Regions from separate parts of the Mus musculus genome. Here regions 2 and 3 are each linked to region 1. The links are chromatin contacts, found by Hi-C or POLR2A ChIA-PET in ENCODE. All regions are on one chromosome and are shown on one strand. Each heading gives the region's core, a stretch centred on a gene start or an enhancer-like site at or near the end of the contact. The rest is flanking DNA. Distances are from core to core; before and after follow the strand shown. Region 1 holds the start of Dancr (differentiation antagonizing non-protein coding RNA). Region 2 holds the start of Usp46os2 (a long non-coding RNA gene). Region 3 has its middle 33 kb from the start of Snora26.

Region 1 (4,194 bases), core at 508-3,007:
TGATTATAGCCGAACTGTGCTGCAGTTTTGTCTACTTTGGTCAGAGAACTTTAAGGCTATTGTGTAAATAGAAACAATTGATATTTCAGACTCAATTGTAACAGTTTCCATTGTCTCCCTGCATACTCACACAACTTTGTATCCTTGAAGGTGGCTTCTTTTAAAATGAAACCACTTCTGAAAATTAAAAGGCCCAGGTAAAGGCGCCATGCAGCCTAAGGACAAGTTATATCCCTAGCATCACACACACAAGGCCTAGATGAATATAAATCGTGGGTTCAATAGGCACCAAACAGAAGCTTGGAAAACAATTGAAAAACAATGCTAAGAAATAACCTTACAGCTAGCAGTGGCTGGCACCAGGCCTGACAGCCTGAGTTTGATCCTAGGGACGCACGCACATGGTGTTAGGACAAATTGCTCCAAGTGGTTCTGACCCCCCCCCCCCTCCCCAGTAATAAGAACAAGTGAACAAGCCATAGAATTGACACAGGAAGCCTTTATTAAAGATTATGGAAAATTACTCATAGGCAACAATATACAGGTTAACACACCTCAATTGCTAGCACGTGACTGGTTACTAGCAAAGAACTTGTCCTAACGAAGTCCAGATACATTCTAATGATCTAGCATGAAATCTTTGCATCTTTAAAACGGCGAGCATGTCATAGCCATGCAGATCTGATTCTAGGGCAGTGGGACATGAAGAAGGGGTGGGGCAGGATCCTAGTACATTGATTAAAATCTTTAGCAAACTACCTTCAGGGTAATCAGTTACAAGGCCATTCAAGGAAACTCACATGGCCCTCACTTCACCTATTTCAGCTTCGATACTAATCCTAAAGTGGAATACAGGCAAACCTGGTCACTACATGCAAGAGTACTTCACCTTGGAGCCATTCAGTCACGGGTTTCTTGTAGTTTTCAACCTATGAAAGAATAAAAATGTTTCACATAAGTGGAACATACTCAACTATATCCTTTCCAGCTGACCTAAAATCTCACTTCTAGAAAAGCAAATGTATTCTTGTCTTCTGAACTTTCTCCTCCAACCAAATTAAACCAGGTAGGCTACGTTTTCTTTTCTTTAAAATCCTATATCACTACCTAGCAATCGCCAGAACCTAAAATGCGCACATTCAAGTTTTAAATGAAGCTTTTGGTTCATTTGTGACTCCAGACAGGATCCAAAGAGGAGGTGTAGTTTTCCTCTCTGGGTTTTATGGAGAGTTCCTTTACCCTTCTGTGTTAGCCTCTTAAAGTACTGCGACAACCTTAAAAGGGCACAGGAAAGGGCGACTGGGGAGGCCCGGCGCAGCTCAACAAAGACAGGCCTGGAACCTCCGTCTTCTCGGCCACGTGGCCAGGGCCTGCCTCCGATCAATGCCGGGACGTACCTGCGCTTGTGTCCGAGGCAGCAGCACGGCTGGGCAGTGGGGACCGGCTCGGGTGGATCGGCCTGCAGAGGGAAAGGGCGGTGGTCAGGGTGCCCGGGTCGGACGGCACAGAGGACTTTGTGTCTCGCGCAGCCCCGGGCTGGACACTGCCGCCCGCCCCGCGGGCCGCTGAGAACTGCTCTACCCCTCCGTTCTGGCCGCCGGGAGCAGCTGAGCTCGGGGCGGGCAAAGCTCGAGGGGACACGGGGACATCCTGACACCCTCCCACGAGGACACTCACCACCAAGGCCGGGACCGAAAGACCGAGCCGCTGCGCGCTGCGTTAATACAGCCATCCGGGAGAGGGGCGGAGCTGCCCCCCCCCCCCGAGACCTGCAACCAATCAGAGGGCCGCTTGGAGGGGGCAGAACAGGAAAAGGAGAGCAGCCAATCGTCAGAAGGATTGTAGGCGTGGCTGGTATGGGAAGCCAATCGTCGGGACGTTTCGGACCCGGTAGGGTGGGGCCGTTGACTTCCAGCAGCAGGTTCTCCACCCACTGCGGTGTTGGAAGCGTTGAGGCTGTGCTCAGTGGAAACCTTCCTTTCCTGAAGCTATGCCGGTGCTAGGTGTGTTCCGACTTAGATCCCTTCTTGTTCAGCTAGTTCACTCCCAGGGCCCCTCCTTAACCCTGAGAGGAGCTGCCTTTTTCTGTGTTCCTGGAGAGTAATATCAAGGAGAAATGTTGCTGGAGATGTGAGGCAGTTAGTTCTCAACAGAGCTCTACCACAGAGCTACCTCCTCAGCCCGTACCATTAATTTTGAGTCAGAGTCTCTCTTAGGTGCCCACACTGCTTTCTAACTTACTGTGTAGCTAGTTCAGGGTATTCATCAAACTTGTTATCCTCAGTGCTACGTGCTAGGATTGCTGGCATGCATGCCACTCTCCACCTAGGCTATACCTTTGTCTTGTTTTTAGTGGTCCTGGGTTAAAAGTAGAGCCTGGCGTCTCAGATCCCAAACCCTTTTATTACTTTGAAACTAGGTCTCACTAAATTTCCCAGACAAGACTGGAACTTTCCGTCCTTCTGCCTCAGCTTCCTGAGTAGAAGGGACGACAAATTTTCACCACCAGGCCTGGATATGTGCTTAACTTATTTTAATGAGAATTTCCACGGTCTGAGATGATTTTATTGGCAAGGTTTTTAAAATAATAATAATAATAATAATAATAATAATAAAATTATTTTTTTAATTTGAAGAAATTAAATTTCCAAACTTATATTAAAACTAAAAATGTTCAAAGAGCCACGTGCCTGCGTTCTTCTCTCGGCTAAAAGCCAGCCATTCATTCCAGACCTGGCGCATCTATCGTCTTGGTCTGTTGGGGGAGGGGGGGTATTTTAAAGCAAATCTCAAGCTTGGTTTGTTTCACCTCTTAATATTTCAGTATTTATTTCAAAAGAAAAGAGGCCATCTTGCCTGAGGACAATGCCAATGTGATTGCTAGAATAAACAGCCGCTCCAAGTTCACAGCAAGACTATTCTGATACAATGTTACTTTACAATGAGTTCGTTTGAATAAGGACTCTAAGTCTATTCATCATGCTCGCCTGTGTTTCTTTACAGCCACTTTTAGTCTAGATAAAAAAAATGATGACCTGCTTTGTCAACTTGCTTTGACTTTTTAGATAACTTTTTGAGATTGAACCCAAGTGTTATAGGTCACCCTTTTAAGTGTACAAATCGGTGTTTTTAAATATTCCTCAAGGTTTTATAATCATCTCCATTGTCTACTCCCAGATCATTTTGCAGTCAGCGTCTTATTGGAAAAAGAAGCCCCATGGGGCTGGAGAGATGGCTCAGCAGTTAAGAGCACTTGCTTCTCTTGCGGTTCCTCGCACCCACTACCTGCAACGCCAGGCTCCAGCTCCACAGTCCCCTTTGGACAACAACAAGTTCACACAAACACACACACATAACAGTAAATAATAATACATTTTTTTTTTAAATTGGAAACCGTCTCTTCTAGATTTTTTGTAGGCATGGAATCACACATGTGACCTTTTTTGTTGTTGTTATTTTGAGATAGGGTTTCTCTGTGTAATCCTGACTGTCCTGAAACTTGCTTTTTAGACCAGGCTGTCCTTGAACTCACAGAGATCCTTCTGCCTTGGCCTCCTGAGTGCTGAGATTAAAGGCGTGCCCCCACCACTGCCAGGTCATACTTGGTTCTTTTAAAACTAGATTTTCTTCATTTGAAACTTGCTTTTAAGCTTTTTTCATGTTGTGTCATGCAACATGTCTTATAAGGAACAGCAATCTGTTTAGCCATTCTTCCGACTTTGTGTAGTCTGTTATCTGGATCCTGTAGTCCTGGGTAACTTTGAATCCCTCGAATGTAGCCACAGCTAGCCTTGACCCCCTGATCTTCCTGCTTGCAGGGATTACAGGCAGACACAGACAACCACACTCTAGTTTTTAACTCTAGAGACCAGACCATTCCTCAGAAGTTTGCCTCTTATAGGGTTTGACTGATTATTTATTTATTTATGCTGTTATTATTTTTGTTTTTCACATAAACTTGAGAGAAATGTCATGTTCTTGAAGGTTTGACTGTTAAACTTTAGTGCAAGAAATGAATCCCCTGGTCTACTTGCTAGAGGTCCAGAGTTCCAGGCTGCCGGGCGGTGGTGGCGCACGCCTTTAATCCCAGCACTTGGGAGGCAGAGACAGGTGGATTTCTGAGTTCGAGGCCAGCCTGGTCTACAAAGTGAGTTCCAGGACAGCCAAGACTACAGAGAAACCCTGTCTCGAAAA
Region 2 (4,194 bases), core at 1,203-3,702, 57 kb after region 1:
AAGCGAGCTTCCTTCTCTCACATCCTTTAGCTAGACCGCCAGTAGGTGTGGCTCAGATTAAAGGTGGATTTTACCCCCTCTAAAGATCTGGATTAAAGTGGGTCTTCCCATTGCTGATGATTTAATTATGAAAAATCCCTCACAGCCTCTTGGGGATTTAAGTCACTTCCAGATGTAGACAATGGAGAACAGCCATCACACATAGTGTAGTTCTTAGGTGCATCACGAGGATAAACTGCACAGTCCCTGGCACAGAAGGCACAGGAGCTGTTAGTCTTAACTATGCTCCAGTATCACCAGGCTTAGCAATCTGACGCACCCGACAGTTGTCAGGACTCACACTGGATCCTTCCATCATCTGCAATATTGTCTGTACATAGAGCCTTCTCAGTAAGACCTTCTCCGAGTTCTCTACTTAAAGGTGCAGTTGGGCAGCCTTTACCGTTCACACAGCCCTCGCTGTAGCATTCCCGCCGGCCTCAGCCCATCTCTGAGTTTATTTTCCTTTGCGGTACTCACCAGCTCCTGGTATATTGTCTAATAGGTTTGCTTTGTGCTTCAGGCCATCATCATATGTTAAAATGGGAACCCCATGAGAGCCGTCTTGTATGTATCTTCACCATTCTCATTAATGCCTGGACCTAGAGATTAGTGCCTGGCTGAGTGGGTGTGTGGGAACTCCTTAGCAGAATGAAGATGTTGATTTTGACAATGGTCCCATCTTCCAGGCCCTCTATTTCTGCAGCCATCTGGAGTATTTTATTATTCAATATATTATTATTCAGAAGATCATCTTGTTATTTACATATCTATCTCAAATATCTTTTCCTAATCGAAAGCTCAGGGCCCGGGCCACCAGTACGTTGGGTATGGAATAGAGTGAAAGCCTTGCTAGCGAGTCTCCTGGTTTCCTTGTAATGTCGCACACCCAGTATACACTGCTGACAAGGGATGCTTGTTTCAGGAGTGGGCCAGCTTCTATCCCCCAACTTCCTCATCTGTTTTCATGTTGTTATGTTTTCTTGTAGGGCACCAATGCCTCTGCTCTGGAAAAAGACATTGGACCAGAGCAGTTTCCGATCAATGAACACTACTTCGGATTGGTCAATGTAAGTATTTATTGTTTCCATTTGCTTTAGGGTATTTGATGTAGCTCTCCTGGCTTGTTTGTTTGTTTGTTTTGTTTTGGGGAGATAAGATCTAGCTATGTAGCTCTGTTGGTCCTGAGCTCATTATGTAGACCTGGCTGGCCTTGAACTTGCAGGGATCCTTCTCGTCTCTGCCTGAGCATGCCCAACTCTCCTCTGCCATTGCCAAATCTATTTAAAGAACTGTGCTTTAGTTAGTAGCAGAGTCAAATGCTGGAGAAGGGCACTTTAATCTACTTTTTAAAATGTTGTCATAGTTGTCCCCAGCAGAGGACTTAATTGCTACATTATTGATCGAATTTGCACCCCCCCCCCGCCTCCCCCCCCCCCGTGCCCCTCCCCCCCCTCCGTGCCTTGAGGGCTTTCCTTTGTCTGTGTCACTTTCATAGTGATGTCATTAGTGTGTGGTCAAACCCACTTTGCTTGTTCCTCCCTTTCTCACAGCGTGAACCTCTTAGTCTTTGTTTTGGTATGGATCAATAATACACCTTGAGTTTTAAGACTTGGTAGCTGGTTACCTGTGCTTGGCTGATAGTACAGCTTATATTAGAGATCTACAGTTACATGAGTAGACTCTCCACTTGAGGTAGAGGAGGGCTGCCGATCAAGAACCAAGAGTCATTTACCCCAGAATTACTTGGCCCCAATTGTTGTATGACAAAATTTTTCGTAGGGAGATACAACCCATACATCCGGTCACCCCAGATAGGGAGCTCACTACAGACCAAATTACAGGCACCACCAAAGTTTAATTTGGTGAGCCAATGAATTTTATTGGGGATACAAAAGTATGGGTGAGGGATTACTTACAGGAGACAAAGACAGCTGCCTCACCAAGGCATACCCTGGCATGGGTGACAGCTCACAGAGCTGGGAACCTGGAGCTCACTGCACAGCTCACTGGTGGCAGCTCAGCAGGGCAGAGAGTGGCCTTTCCAAGTGACTCTGGTCTAAACCTCCTCCAAGCAGCTCCACTGGTTTCTGCTTCTTCCACTCAGTTGTTCCAGTCTCAGAGTCTTCCTGGCAGCTTTTGTTCTTCCTAGAGTCTTCTTTGTAGTTTAGCTCTGCTTACTATGGCAGGGAGGGGCCCAGTGAATCTGGTCAGTTTCAGGGACTTCCTGAAACTATTTTGAGTGTTTTACTTTCCTATGTAAGGAGCTTCTCTACCAGATGGAGGGTTTCAATCTTGGAGGAAACTGTTCCACAACACTGGGTTTCTTCCTGCTAGGCAGGAGCCCCTTAGTATCTGGCTTTATGAGCTAAAGTGGTATTACCCATCACCCCTAGGGATTTTCTACGTCACTGTATCTTTATTGAGTCAAGGTTTTAGATGCTAAGCCTGTTAGCTCACAGACACTTGGGTTTCTGGAGCAGCTGCTCTGCCATTCTGCCAGTATCTTTCCTGCTGGGAGGTGTGCTTGGAGAAGCTGGACGCATTCTTTGCAAGTAAATGCTACATTGGGTAAAAAGGAAAGAGCTACATTTGAATTCTTCCTGTACTGTTAACTGGTGGTGTGATCCCAGGCAAGGAAGTTGGCCTTTCTGGTCCTCCATTCCTGCATTCAATAATTGTGGTTGCAATGGTTTCTCCCTCTTGAGTCACAGTGAAGGATGAACGAGAGGGGGAGGGAGAGAGAGAGAGAGAGAGAGAGAGAGAGAGAGAGAGAGAGAGAGACAGAGACAGAGACAGAGAGAGACAGAGAGACAGAGAGACAGAGAGAGACAGAGAGAGACAGAGACAGAGAGAGAGAGAGACAGAGAGAGAGACAGAGAGAGAGACTATGTGAGGCTCTGATGAGAGACTGGAGTATGTTGTAGACACTTGGAAAATATTCCTTTTATTTCTTCAGAGTTGACTACTAGGTCAGACCGGTTGTGGCTGTAGGATGTCTGAGTAAAAGATATTGAGAAGCAGAGAGAAGACTGGACAGAGGAAGGCTACATAAGGCCCTGGAAATACAGGGTATTGTATTGGCAAAGCTCAGTTTTCAAAGTTTAATAGAAAGCTTATTTTAGCAACTGTGAATAGTTCTCCACTTAACTCTCTGAAGAGTTTTCAATTCCTGGAAATTCTTCCCTAGCTAAGGAAAATACAAATGTAGACTACGGAGAGAGAACTAAGGCTGTTGCCTACCTTGTAGAAGAATCATGAGAGCTGTATTTATTAATAGCTTCATTTATGATTCCTTAATTGGTAATTTATGAAGGTGCCAGCCTCTGTGTGAAAGGGTTTGTCACCTGTTACGTGACTGTGTCAGGGAACATTAGAGCAAGTAGGAACTGAAGATGTCCTAGCCACAAAGCCATTCAGAGATGCCCATGCTCCGTTTGACCTCTGCAGCGTTTTGTAATCCAGGCTATGGATCTTGTTATTGCTTTGGAATTTCTTCCTGTTCATTTACTGAGTGGGAACAGCCTTAAAGTACAGGTTTCAGCTAGGGCCTCCAACAGAGTTGGGCTTCCAGTCACTTAGAAGCCAGTGAGATAATGACTTTCCCCTCCGAAGTCAAAAATCTCTGTGTCTGTGACTGGAGAGGGATTGAGTATTACTGTGTGGGCCCTAATCTGATTACAGAGGGACCAGGGACATGTGTAATACCATATTGGGACAATTGCCACCTGGTGGAAACACAAGGCAGGGTAACTTAGAAGGAGAGAGGCGGAAAGAAGGCAGGACACTTATGAAGGCACTTCTTGCTCCATTACGTTGGAGTAAGTGAGATTTTGTACTGTTCGGCAGCAGCCACTGCAGCCCTAAACAAGCTCTGTTCCTTAAAGGCTTTGTTTGAGCAAGTGGTTCTTAACTCCTTAAATACACACCCACCCACTCCCTGTACTGTATGTTCGTGTATGTATACATGTACATATGCATATACACACCCACACACCCACACACACACACACCTCTTGAGCTATATCCCCAGCCCCTTCAGTTTCTTTTTGATTTTGCTTTTTTTTTAAAGATTTATTTATTTCATTGTATGTGAGTACACTGTAGTTGTCTTCAGCCATAGCAGAAGAGGGCATCAGATCACATCGTAGATGG
Region 3 (4,194 bases), core at 615-3,114, 34 kb before region 1:
AACTGCATAGAGCAGCTATAGGGTATAATGAATATCCACTAAAGGTCAGCTACTATTATCTAACAGACACGCCTGAACATATGCTGGGCATGTCATGTAAATACCAATGCTTTATTGATCTGCATTCATATTAGTTAAGGACATTTTGTTGTTTGGTTTGAAGCAGAGCCTCAGTATGTAGCCCTGGCTGGCCTGAACTAATATCAGTCCTAGTCCTACTACCTCAGCCCCTCAAGTGGTGGGATTACATGTAAGGGTGTTCTGCCAAGGCCAGCTTTGTTTTGGGAGATTTTTAAATATGCTCACCTGTGTCGAAGGCTGGTCCGGCAACCTCAGAAACCCCAGCAGCACCTTCCCCTGTGGCCTAGTTGATATCTCCACACTACATCACATCTCAGTCACCCTAGCCCTCCACTGTTGGTGCAGAAGTTCCAGAAGCTGTTCTACACATCCATGAATGCACAGGAACTCCTTCCTGGAACACGCTCTGTGCCGGTCTTCCCTCTACGGATGAGAGATTCCCAGGCTCTTCCCCTTTGCCTCAGAAACTGATCTTCAGTTCTCCACTTTGTCGTCCCTTCGTCAGTCTCAGGGGGTGTCACCGTGTCACCGACCTTCGCCATGATACCTCTTAACAAATATTTACCTTTTCTGAGTGAGTGTTTTGCCCCCATGTATGTCTGTCTGTACACTCTGTGAGTGCCTGATGCCAGAAGAGGTCAGTAGAGGACATTAGATCTTAGAACTAGAGTTATTGATGGTTGTGAGCAGCCCAGTGGATGCTGGGAGATGAGCCCAGGTGAGCAATCAGTGCTCTTAACCACTGAGCTAGCTCTCTATTGCCCCATAATATCTCTTGTTGAGTGATAGGTTTACATCCCTAAAAAGGTTCTTATATTCATGTCTGTCCACTAAGCCAGCGGTCCCACACTCCAGGGTCAATGTGCTGAACTTGTTACTGTCTTCCCTGTTCACTGTTTTCACTGTTTACCCCCAGGCTGATTTACAGTGCTTACACACTATCTCTGATCGAATCGTGGAGCGACATCACGACACAATGCTGTCACTTCTACAGAAGGGACATATCTCTCCTTCATTTCATGATCACATGCCTCTCATCTCTGGCTTTACTCCTTTTCGGGGCGGGGGCTTAGAGGGTAGAGAGCTTGTGTGTGTGGTGTGTACACATGTTCACAGATGTGTGCGCATGTGTGTATAGAAGCCAGAGGTTGTTGACATTGGATGTCTTCTTTGGTAACTCTGTTGAGAGGGAGGGGCTGGAGAGATAGATGGTTTAGCCATCAAAACTAGGCTTACACTCATCTTTCTGTGGCAGGACTTAATGCATCGCTGGCTGGTCTCAACTAACTATGTAGTCAAAGATAACTTTTAAACCAGGATCTCCCTGCCACTGCCCACTGAATGCTGGGGTTACAGGCTTGCACCACTACCACTAGTTTATGTGATGTTGGGGGTGGAGCCCGGAGTTTTGTGGACAAAGAAACGGTAGCTCTGAAAGCAAGGAAGCCAGGACTCAAAGCTGTCCCGAGACGTACAAGTACAGAGCAATCGAGAAGACCCACGGTGAGCGCCAGATCCTCAGCACCAAGGCGTAGGGAGAGCCTTTTGGGTTCGGTTTGGTGACCTGGCGCCCAGAGAAGGGCACTCCAGAAGCTCCCAGGCTTCTTCCTCCAGATCCAGAGCTGGAAGGGGCCAGACGGCCTGAACAACCCTGTCAGCCAATAGTCAGGCCAGGGACTATAGCATATGTAGGCCCCGCCCCGAATCTTCTCTGGGATTGGCTGGCTGCTCGTGGCGCTCCACCTTTATTGGTTGCCTTTCTATGGCCCGCCCTGCCAGGCTTTGGGTCACCGTGTAGCTTGTGGCCTGGGGTTTAGGTCCTGGGCTTGGCAAGGAGTACCCCGTAGTTTGGACATCAGGACGGCCGCGTGTCCCCTCGAGCTTTGCTTGCCCGGAGCAGAACTTTGCGGTCAGAACTAAGGATCAGGGCATCTTCAGCACGCTGACGGCTGTGCTTGGCCACCGCAGGGCGGATTTCCCAAGTTGATTCTCAATATCACAGCCGGCTCCAAGGAGCAGGTATATTCCTGGCCTGGAGCGAATGGAATGGCCCAAGCCAGGAGCATGAGTGGACAACAATGCATCTGGAGGATTCCTGAGCACAGCTGCTACAGCGGCTGGAGCTGACATTTGCTTTAAAAGAAACCAAAGAAAAACACCCCCAACAGGTCAGTGGTGGCACTTGGCACGCACACTCCTTTAATCCCAGCACTCAGGAGGCAAGAGGCTTTTGAACCTCGGAGAGTTCAAGGCCAGCCTGGTCTACACCGCAAGTTCCAGGACAACCACGGCTGCACAGAGAAAACCTGTTCACAAAGACAAAACCAAACAACCGAAAAAAAAAAAAAAAAAAGAAAAAGAAAAACATGCCGAGTGTGGTGGTGCACGCCTTTAATCCCAGCACTCAGGAGGCAGAGGCAGGTGGATTTCTGAGTTCGAGGCCAGCTTGGTCTACAAAGTGAGTTCCAGGACAGCCAGGGCTACACAGAGAAACCCTGTCTCGAAAAAACAAACAAACAACCCACCTCCTATGCATTTTAAGGCTGACACAGAAATCCATTAAAAAAACCATTACAAAAGTCTTTAGAAGTCACAGCTGAACCAGAATAAACTTCCATTCAGTGTAAGCACCTTTGTGATATTTTTTTTCGAAGTTCTAGCACAAGTGATGAATTCACACTTACCCTGCCCAACCACCGGAACCGTATAAAAAATACCTTTTGTACTCTGTAATCGTTGACTACCGATGGCACTGGCTGACTGAGGCAGTGGGTGTGCTTAGCTCTTCATTAGGGTGCAAAATAGCTCAGGGAATTCATACCCCCTGAGTGCCTCAAGACAAGTTGTTCATCCTTTCTCCAAGGACAAAACAGTGTACGAACTTAGAGCCAATAGATTCCCGATCTTAGCTCTTTCAGCAACAGCTGTGGAAGCCTTTCTGATGTATTGACCACTTTTAAAACACTGAAGCTGAAGGGGCTGTCCCAAGGCCTGACACTATTACTGAAGCTATGGAGCACTTACAAAAAGGGACCTTTCATGGCCTCACTCCAGAAGATACAACAAGCAGCTGAAAGAGTCAGATGCAGAGATTTGCACCCAACCAATGGACAGAAGCTGCTGACCCCTGTGGTTGAATTAGGGGAAAGCTCAAAGAAGCTGAGGAGGAGGGTGACCCTGTAAGAGGACCGGCAGTCTCAATTAACCTGGACCCCTGAGATCTCTCAAACACTGGACCACCAAACAGGCAGCATACACCAGCTGATATGAGGCCCCCTACACATATACAGCAGAGGTCTGTCGGGTCTGGACTCAGTCAGAGAAGATGCACCTAACCCTCAAGAGACTGGAGGCCCCAGGGTGTTTGGAGGTCTGGTTGAGTGGGAGGTACAGCCTCGTGGAGACAGGGAGGTAGGGAGGAGGTATAGGATGTGGAACAGTTGGGGGGCGGGGGGATAAAACCTGGAGTATATAAGTAAATAAATAAATAAATAAATAAATGACAAACTAACAAAAAGCCCACTGCAGCTGGCACTTCCCGTTTCCAGTTCTGACCTCCATGCTCAGTATATCCAAAATTTAGCAAGGCAAAATATCTGGTCATTAAACCTCCATCCCCTTTGCTTATCTTAATCCTTGGACAAGGAAACAAAAAGAACTCTGGGGAAAGCAAACACTATAATGGCCATCAGCATGAACTTTGTCTCTTAAATCTAGTCAGGCAGTAGTGTTGCACGCCTTTAATCCCAGCACCCAGGAGGCAAAGGCAGGTGGACCCCTGTGAGTTCGAGGCCTTCTTGGTCTGCAGAGTAAGTTTCAGGTTGACCAGATAGCCGGGGCTACATGGAGAAACCTGATCTCAACTCCCTTCCAAATCTAGACTTTTCCCATAGAAACAATGATCTTTGGGGGTTTTGTTGTTTGCTTACCTTTTTTGCCTTCACCTCCCAAGTACTGGGGTTATATGCATATACCACCACTCCCAACAGAACATCACTTTTTGAAGTAGGTTTTGGAAGCCAAGAGTGGTACTACGTGATTGTCCTCCCAGCTCAGGCAGGAGATTGCTGCAAATTTGAGACTAGCCTCAGTTACAAGGTAATCCCTGTAGAT

The links. A loop is a pair of places that touch in the nucleus more often than their neighbours do. ChIA-PET counts read pairs that join two places held with the same protein, here RNA polymerase II (POLR2A).
Region 2: POLR2A ChIA-PET joins it to region 1 with 16 read pairs in embryonic stem cell. The contact joins the promoter of Usp46os2 here to the promoter of Dancr in region 1. POLR2A ChIA-PET finds 5 or more read pairs at or near these places in 3 of 5 experiments (Patski and embryonic stem cell).
Region 3: POLR2A ChIA-PET joins it to region 1 with 41 read pairs in embryonic stem cell. The contact joins the enhancer-like site here to the promoter of Dancr in region 1. A Hi-C loop is called at or near these places in 1 of 37 maps with a recorded cell type or tissue (heart). POLR2A ChIA-PET finds 5 or more read pairs at or near these places in 4 of 5 experiments (Patski and embryonic stem cell).

Annotation. Positions count from the first base shown.
Region 1 is chr5:74,090,623-74,094,816 of GRCm38, reverse strand. It overlaps Dancr (differentiation antagonizing non-protein coding RNA), which reads right to left and starts at 1,757. Exons shown (of 1, transcript NR_145133.1): 1 at 480-1,757. Snora26 (small nucleolar RNA, H/ACA box 26) reads right to left here and starts at 1,287; the gene lies at 1,167-1,287.
Region 2 is chr5:74,033,948-74,038,141 of GRCm38, reverse strand. Usp46os2 (a long non-coding RNA gene) reads right to left here and starts at 2,452. Exons shown (of 3, transcript XR_001784877.2): 1 at 1,959-2,452. Usp46 (ubiquitin specific peptidase 46) reads left to right here. Exons shown (of 9, transcript NM_177561.3): 2 at 1,029-1,109.
Region 3 is chr5:74,124,266-74,128,459 of GRCm38, reverse strand. No RefSeq gene overlaps it. Among named protein-coding and RNA genes, the nearest start is that of Snora26, 33 kb to the right of the region's middle. Within about 2 kb of position 1,864, at least 1 of the 3 ENCODE cell types and tissues checked has a DNase peak (open chromatin) inside an H3K27ac peak, as active enhancers do; it is heart, where a contact is called at or near this core.